3 separate regions of the Homo sapiens genome follow, and all the other regions are linked to region 1. The links are chromatin loops, found by intact Hi-C in ENCODE. Cell type or tissue: heart left ventricle. All regions are shown on one strand. Region 1 overlaps IL17D (interleukin 17D). Region 2 overlaps XPO4 (exportin 4). Region 3 overlaps XPO4 (exportin 4).

Region 1 (2,500 bases):
GGTGCTGGCATCTGGTGAGAGTCGTCCCACGCTGGAAGGTGGAAGCAAGTGACAGAGAGGGAAGGGCGGAACTCATCCTTTTACCAGGAACCCCTCCAAGGATGGCAGAGCCCTCCTGACCCAGTCACCTCTTCAAGGCCCCGCCTCCCACACTGTTACCATGGCAACTGAGTTTTTAACACATGAGCTGTTGGAGGGACACAGACCATAGCAGAGAGTAAAGGAGAGTAGGGAGAACAGGGGACAGGAGGTCAAGTAACTTTCAAATAGACACCCTAGGTCACCAACGGCATTCGAAGAGGCCATGAGACCCTCCCCAGCAGCCCAGTGCAGGTACGGTTCAGGTACCCCGGCTGAAGGAAGCCGGTATTTTCCTGTGGAGAACCCAAGTACCAGAATTTCAGCAGATGACATTGGGGAAGAGGGGAAATCACAAGAAAATAAATTCCCTTCAGGGATTTCATTTGAAAAGCGCCACCTTGGGATACAGATGTGGGATACAGACTGGAAGTCACCTGAATGACCGCCTATAGGCAGCTAGTCAGATAAAATGCTATACAGCTGTGAAGACTGGCGGCTCTCAGTGTACCTAAGGATATCCCCTACTTACTAAATGTGCCCAAGTTCAGCTTCCAGTTACCTGTGGGCAGTTCAGCAATGGCCCATTCACTGCGACCTGTTTCCCATGTGGGCTGTCCATTAATTATTCCACTTGACCGATATTGAAACCCAGGGTCACATTCATTCATCAAATATTGTCTAGGGGCTGGTGGGCAGGCCCCCTGGAATACAGCCAGGAACCACAGACCCTGACACTCCTCCTGCAGTCACAAGGTACTGTTCGCATCACTTTCTCTCCATCAAATCTTTTTTAAAAAATTTATCTAAGGGGTTATAACATTAGAGAAAGATTAGGAGTATAATGTTAGAGAAAGTTATCCTCACTACAGCTATCCTTCTTGTTAAGACACCAGGCCGGGTGCAGTGGCTCATGCCTGTAATCCCAGCACTTTGGGAGGCCAAGGCGGGTGGATCATATGAGGTCAGGAGTTCAAGACCAGCCTGACCAACATGGTGAAACCCCCATCTCTACTAAAAATACAAAATTAGCCGGGTGTGGTGGCGCACACCTGTAATCCCAGCTACTCAGGAGGCTAAGGCCAAGAGAATCGCTTGAACCCGGAAGGCGGAGGTTGCGGTGAGCCGAGATCGCGCCGTTGCACTCCAGCCTGGGTGACAGAGCAAAACTACGTCTCAAAAACAAACTCCCATTTATCCTCTACCCCTTTAACAAATGCATGTCTCTCTTTTATGCACTTTCAAATGTGTGTGCCGACGCTAAAAAAAAAAAAAAACCCCACCCTGCAGGCTGAGACCCCTGTGGTACGCGCGTCCCCACTGTCTTGAGCACCGGCTGGCGAAGGTGTCTGCAGCGGCGTCTCTGGCCGACAGGGGGCAGCACGGCGCCAGCGTCCTCGCCCAGCGCACTGGCTGCCCGGGCCGGCCCACCGCGTGGTCTGTGGAATTTGGGGATGGGAGGTGCTTTTCTTTCTTCTCTTTCTTTCTCTTTTTTCTTTTTTCCTTTCTTTTCTTTCCTTCCTTCCTCCCTCCCTTCTTTCCTTCCTCTCTCCCTCCCTCCCTTCTTTCCTTCCTTCCTTCCTCCCTCCCTCCCTCTTTCTTTTTTATAACGTTTTTCCTTGGGTCCCTGCTTCCAAACTGTGGGTTATTTTCTAATGTCTTAAAGCAAACTAAGCCACGCCTTCACGGAGTCTCTGCACATAGTACATGAGCACAGGTGCAGTGTCCTTTCGCCGCCATCCTCTAATGACAACGCTTTGTTGAGAAAACGAGGGCGTTAGAGAAAGGAAGAGTGAAGGACAGAGGGCTCTGCTGCCTGGCTGGGAAGGTCTCAGTCACAGCCTGTGAGACGGCCGGCGGGACATTGTTCATCCTCATTCATTCTTGGAGAAAAAGAGAAACTCATTGTTTAAAGCAGCTTATTTAAGAAATGTTGGTATTTTCCCCCTAAAATGTTTGTATGCTTAAATGACCTTGAACTGGCCAAGGTACAGCACAGACCCCGCTACTCCCCCCTTGCCCCAGCTTCTTAAAATACAGCAGGCTCTACTGCACCTATCACTGTTTCACAGGGTAAAAATAAAAGCATTGTCAGGAGCATTGTTATGGGATTAAAGTCTCTCGTTCTGAAAATAGGTATGTTCGTTTTGCTTTGATAGTTATTTTCCCCTTACTGCCTGGGTTTTACTTTAGCATTCTTAGAGTAACCAGGGATGATGATAATATTTCATTCCATCAGCGCCTCTTGCAATGCTCCTCACCTGAATAAAATGCATGTGCCCTAATGCCAACAGAATGATTTGGGCAAATTCAGGAAGTTCCCCACATGCCATGAAGTGAAATTCCTCATGGTGTCTGTCTTCCAGAAGTGACACATGAAAAACTGGCAATGAGCACACTGCTCACTAAATAAGAGGCCAAA
Region 2 (2,500 bases), 120 kb after region 1:
GTTCAAGTACAGAGGAAGAATACAGGTGGCAGAAGCAAAGGGAATCATATTTATAAATTTTGCTACTTCTGGATATATGAAAAACTCTATTCCAAGGAAATGAGGAGAGTCTCTCACATTCTAATTATGCCCTCCAGGTATAATACAGCAAGGGGGGCAACAGTGTGTTTTGGTAAGAGGGAGATGATAAGCTAAAGATTCAATAAATCTTACAAAAGTATCAGTAAGAAAATACAGGAAGAAATCTTACAAAAGGAAACTATTAAACCTAAACCAAAATTCTCATATAATTCTCTCCTCTATCTTTTTATAAATTATAAAAAGCATATACTCTATTAATACTTCTGGATATCAATTATTTACATTAAGGGAAAATGGATATGAGTTTTATTTAAAAAGGGTTTTTCCCAGATATAAAATGGAATTCATTGCAATGGCTCATGTAACATCAGATTCAAAATAACCCTGAAATCTGATTTTTTAAAATCTTGGTTTAGCCTCTCCTAATCATGGTCTGTTTTTCAGCACACTGTCCCTGATGCCCAATTCCATGGCCAATTTCCTTCAAGTGTTGGTAACCAGAATAGTTTTAAGATTATAATTCCTTACACGTGGCCACGAGCATGGGAGATTTATGAGTTAGTATGTAATATCTATCAGAAAATACCTTTCCCCATAATTATTACAAAACTCCATGTTACTTTTGTTTTCCAATTCCAAACCTGGAAAGGATTTTTATCTCTGGCATGATGTTTGCCTTCTAACAAGAATGCACACTTGTAATGCTCCATGCAAAGAGGCTACACTTACCTTCCACTGAAAAACTAATCTACAACACTGCAGACTTCACTACCTTCTATCAGCCAGCCTGGTTATACCACTAATAATACCACTATTATATACCATAATAAAAATGCACATGTACTATATTATACTTTTCATAGGACACAATTACAATCCTGTAACTACAAATCATATCCCACTCTACTAAAAAAAATTAATTATTCCCAAAAGCATTTAAATAAAAAACATGAAACAAAAAGAACAGTATAATAAACGTTTATATGGAACAGCATCATAATGTTTATACAGAACAAATGTTTAAAGACAATGTTATTTTGACAAGAAATATGTTTTAGTTATCAGACTGTACCATGAAACTGCTGAAGTTGCTGCCCCGAATAACAGACTATGCTGGCTTTTATATGGGAGAAAGGCTTACTATGCATTGTATAATGTTTAATATTACCTAAAATATTGTTATTATTCACGTACATGCATTACTTTTCAATTTGAAAAACAAAACTAGTGAAGAGCATATCACAATGTGGGCAGAATAATGATACACAAATCTGGACCATATCTTTACATTCAAAATAATATAAAGAATTAAGGTAATTCATTTTTAATCAGGTATTCTCAAATGACTATTTCTATCTGTATGTATAAGAAATAAAAAAAACCATTTCAACCCCAGATAATTCTTAATAATTCTTATAAGAAATCAAAAAAAATACCATTTCTACCCCAGATAATTCTTAAATTCTTAACTTAAAAAACAAACAGAACCAGTACCACCAGAATTCAGAAATCTAGCACTACTATTCTTAAAGCAATATTTTAAAAATAATTTCAAGGTTAAATAAAGCAAGATGTTCATTTAAAAATAATTTTAATAAAACAATAGTTTCCTTTTAAAACTTTCAAAAGTTTGGTTTATAGTCACCACTTTAGCATTTTATAATATCTGCACATTACATTGTTTTATCTTTTACAACAAATATGTCACCACGAAAGAACAGTTTGACAATGAACTGATTATTTACTAAACTGTCTTTTATTACATGCTAGTCAAATTTTATGAGACACACAAGTCACAAAAGATTGGAACTAAATAGCTATTACTTCACCGAAGTTCAAATAAGAGTGTAATTCAAGAATTTTCTTGGGCTATGGCTTTATATATTTTTCTAAAATAAATACTGAATGCATGCAATTTATATTTTTATCAGAATAATTCATTTGTAACCAAACAAAACACAATTCCATCAATAAGAAAGCCAAACAGAGCTGCTTTCAGTCTTTTGCTAACCCTTTATCTTAAAAAAAATCTATCATACACATCTAATCTTACTTTACCTTCCCATCCATGTTCTCACCAAATTAAAGAATCAGGACATTTAGTACAGTGATTTTTTTTTTTTTTTTTTTTTTTTGGTCTCTGTACCAAATACAAGTCCACTCCCTCTTAGCAAGGGTTCCGGCAAGGGATCCAATTCTGAAGTGCTAAAACCCAACCAATCTTCTAAGCTCATTGCCATCATAATCCCTTGGAAAATCAGTTCCAGCTACATGTAAATTCAACTGCACCACAGAAGAGTGAAGAATCAACTCTCCATTCCCTGCCCCCTCTCCCACAACAATCCTATCTAGCTCTAAAATTCTCCACTTAGGAAAGCTCACCAACTTCTGTGAAATCAAAGGCATATATAAACATGCC
Region 3 (2,500 bases), 160 kb after region 1:
TAATGTTTAAGACAGCAAACCCAGATCTGATTATGCCAAAATATTTTATATTTTTTAAGTGAATACTTACCCAAAATATGCTTGCAAACTGCAAATGGTGATTTTGATTTCCTAAATGATAAGAATATGTGCTCTGCATGCTGGCGTTGTTCATTATTGACCATGGAAGGTGGTGCCTTGAGAGTTAAAGACAAGAACAGATACACTTATCTAATGACAAAGCTTAAATAATATCAATATTTTTACCCACAAGAACAGAAAATGCCTTCACTTTTGGGGGGCAAGAGGAACAAATTCTTGCTTAACTTTTTAAGGAATTATAGTATAAAACTTGATAATAAATGTTTAAAACATGGTTTCAGAAAAAAGGAAAAAATTCCTGGCAAGGTTTGGGTCAGAATCCTTTAAAGGTTTTTAAAAAACCTGCATTTTAGAAAAACAGATACTTATCTAACATTTTTTGGGGGATTTAACAATTAGTTGACTTATTATCACCTTTTATTCCAAAATATACCACTTGGACTAACTTGACCTAGTTCAAATAACTTCAAAATTCTTCAATACTGGGGATATTGAATCCAAGTTACTAAAAATCAGTTTCCAAAAGCAATCCTTTAAGACACAGGATCAAATATTATTTCACCTCAAGTTTTCTAAAATCACTATCAAACCAGAAAAATTTGGGAACAGTTAAAGTTTGGAATTTATGAAATGTATTTCTGAATAATAAATTAATCACTCAAAAAAATCTAGACTTCTCTCTTAACAAAAACAATTTCTAAAGTCTGACCAAGTTTTTAAATACCATTTTGGTGTTAACAATCGTTCTTCTAAAGATAATAATCTTCTGAGCCAGATCTACCTAAAACGTACATTCCTGTTACATGGTTTAGTTAACTTTTAACCTATTAAGACTTACAAATACTTAATTTGGGAAAGGGGGCTGGAGGTAGATGGCAGGAAAATAAACCTTTATTATTCAAACCATTGAATAAAGAGGGCAACTCATAATTTCAATTATATTAAATAATCTAGATGATGAAAAATGTTACAATCAATTATATTAGATCAACACTCATTATAAATTATATCAATTATGCAACATTAGTCACTAATTTCAGTCAAAATAATAAAAAAAAAAGTTATTCACCCAGGAAAAATTAACTACTGTGAATCTCTGGCTTCAGAGAATTCTTATAATTAGCTAAAGCCAGTTCAGACTACTATTCCTAATCATATAGCACCCTCTACAGTTCTCTAAATAAAAATGAAAATATTTCCATTAAAGAACTGTGTTGGCTGGTCCCAGTCGCTCATGCCTGTAATCCTAGCACTTTGGGAGGCCAAGGCGGGAGGATAATTTGAGATCAGGAATTTGAGACCAGCCAGGCAACATGGTGAAACCCAGTCTCTACTAAAAATATGAAAATATTAGCCGGGTGTGGTGGTGCACACCTCCCAGCTACTCAGAGGCAGAAGCATGAGAATCGCTTGAACCCGGGAGGCAGAGGTTGCAGTGAGCTGATATGGCGCCACTGCACTCTAGCCTGGGTGAAGGAGTCTCAAAAAAAAAAAAAAAAAAGAATTGTGTTAAATTCTTTAACACTTCTTTAAAAAGAATTTTGAGTGTGGTGGCTCACACCTGTAATTCCAGCACTTTGGAAGGCCGAAGAGTACAGGTCACCTGGGGTCAGGAGTTCGAGACCAGCCTGGCCAACATGGTGAAACCCCCGTCTCTACTAAAAATACAAAAAAATTAGCCAGGCATGGTGGTGCACACCTGTAAATCCCAGCTACTTAGGAGGGTGAAGCACGAGAATCACTTGAACCCAGGCAGCAGAGGTTGCAGTGAGCTGAGATCCCGCTGCTGCACACCAGCCTGGACAACAAAGCCAGACTCCATCTCAATTAAAAAAAAAAAAATTTACTAATAAAACTGTGAGGGCTGGGTGCGGTGGCTCATGCCCGTAATCCCAACACTTTGGGAGATCAAGGCGGGTAGATCACCTGCCTGGCCAACATGGTGAAACCCCATCTCTACTAAAAATACAAAAATGAGTCGGGCTCAGTGGCAGGAGCCTGTAATCCCAGCTACTAGGGAGGCTGAGGCAAGAAAATCGCTTGAACGCAGGAGGCAGAGGTTGCAGTGAGTCAAGATCGCGCCACTGCACTAGAGCCTAGGTGACAGAGTAAGACTCTGCCTCAAAAAAAAAAAAAACTGAACAGCAAACTATATTCTAGAAGTATTTTTGTCTTTCCATTTTCAAATTATTTTGTTTGCTTTTTGTGTTTTTTGTCTGTTTTGGAGACAGCCTCACTCTGTTGCCCAGACTGGAGTACAGTAGCATGATCACAGCTCACTGCAGCCTCAACCTCCAGGGCTCAAGTAATCCTCCTGCCTCAGTCTCCTCAGTAGCTGGGACTACAGGCATGCGCCAAGCCCAGCTAATTTTTGTATTTTTTGTAGAGATGGGGTCTCACTATGCTGCCCAGGCTGGCC

Evidence for each region. Peaks named below come from ENCODE experiments on the same cell type or tissue, not always from the same donor. Only the 100,000 strongest peaks of a DNase experiment are listed, where the experiment ranks them.
Region 2: a loop joins it to region 1, with 9 times the contacts of the local background. A loop is called at or near these places in 92 of 110 quality-filtered maps.
Region 3: it touches region 1 in a loop (17-fold over the local background); 18 of 110 quality-filtered maps call a loop at or near these places.

The regions. Positions count from the first base shown.
Region 1 is chr13:20,711,334-20,713,833 of GRCh38, forward strand. All of the region lies in intron 1 of IL17D (interleukin 17D), which reads left to right. Among named protein-coding and RNA genes, the nearest start is that of IL17D, 8.9 kb to the left of the region's middle. In heart left ventricle, a CTCF peak has its summit at 1,441 (motif pointing right); a DNase peak (open chromatin) is centred at 1,488; H3K4me3 peaks cover 1,090 bases; H3K27ac peaks cover 1,269 bases.
Region 2 is chr13:20,829,613-20,832,112 of GRCh38, forward strand. All of the region lies in intron 6 of XPO4 (exportin 4), which reads right to left. Among named protein-coding and RNA genes, the nearest start is that of EEF1AKMT1, 57 kb to the left of the region's middle. In heart left ventricle, no CTCF peak of the experiment used is centred here; no DNase peak of the experiment used is centred here; H3K4me3 peaks cover 2,163 bases; H3K27ac peaks cover 2,310 bases.
Region 3 is chr13:20,868,526-20,871,025 of GRCh38, forward strand. It overlaps XPO4 (exportin 4), which reads right to left. Exons shown (of 23, transcript NM_022459.5): 2 at 71-176. Among named protein-coding and RNA genes, the nearest start is that of XPO4, 33 kb to the right of the region's middle. In heart left ventricle, a CTCF peak has its summit at 1,237; no DNase peak of the experiment used is centred here.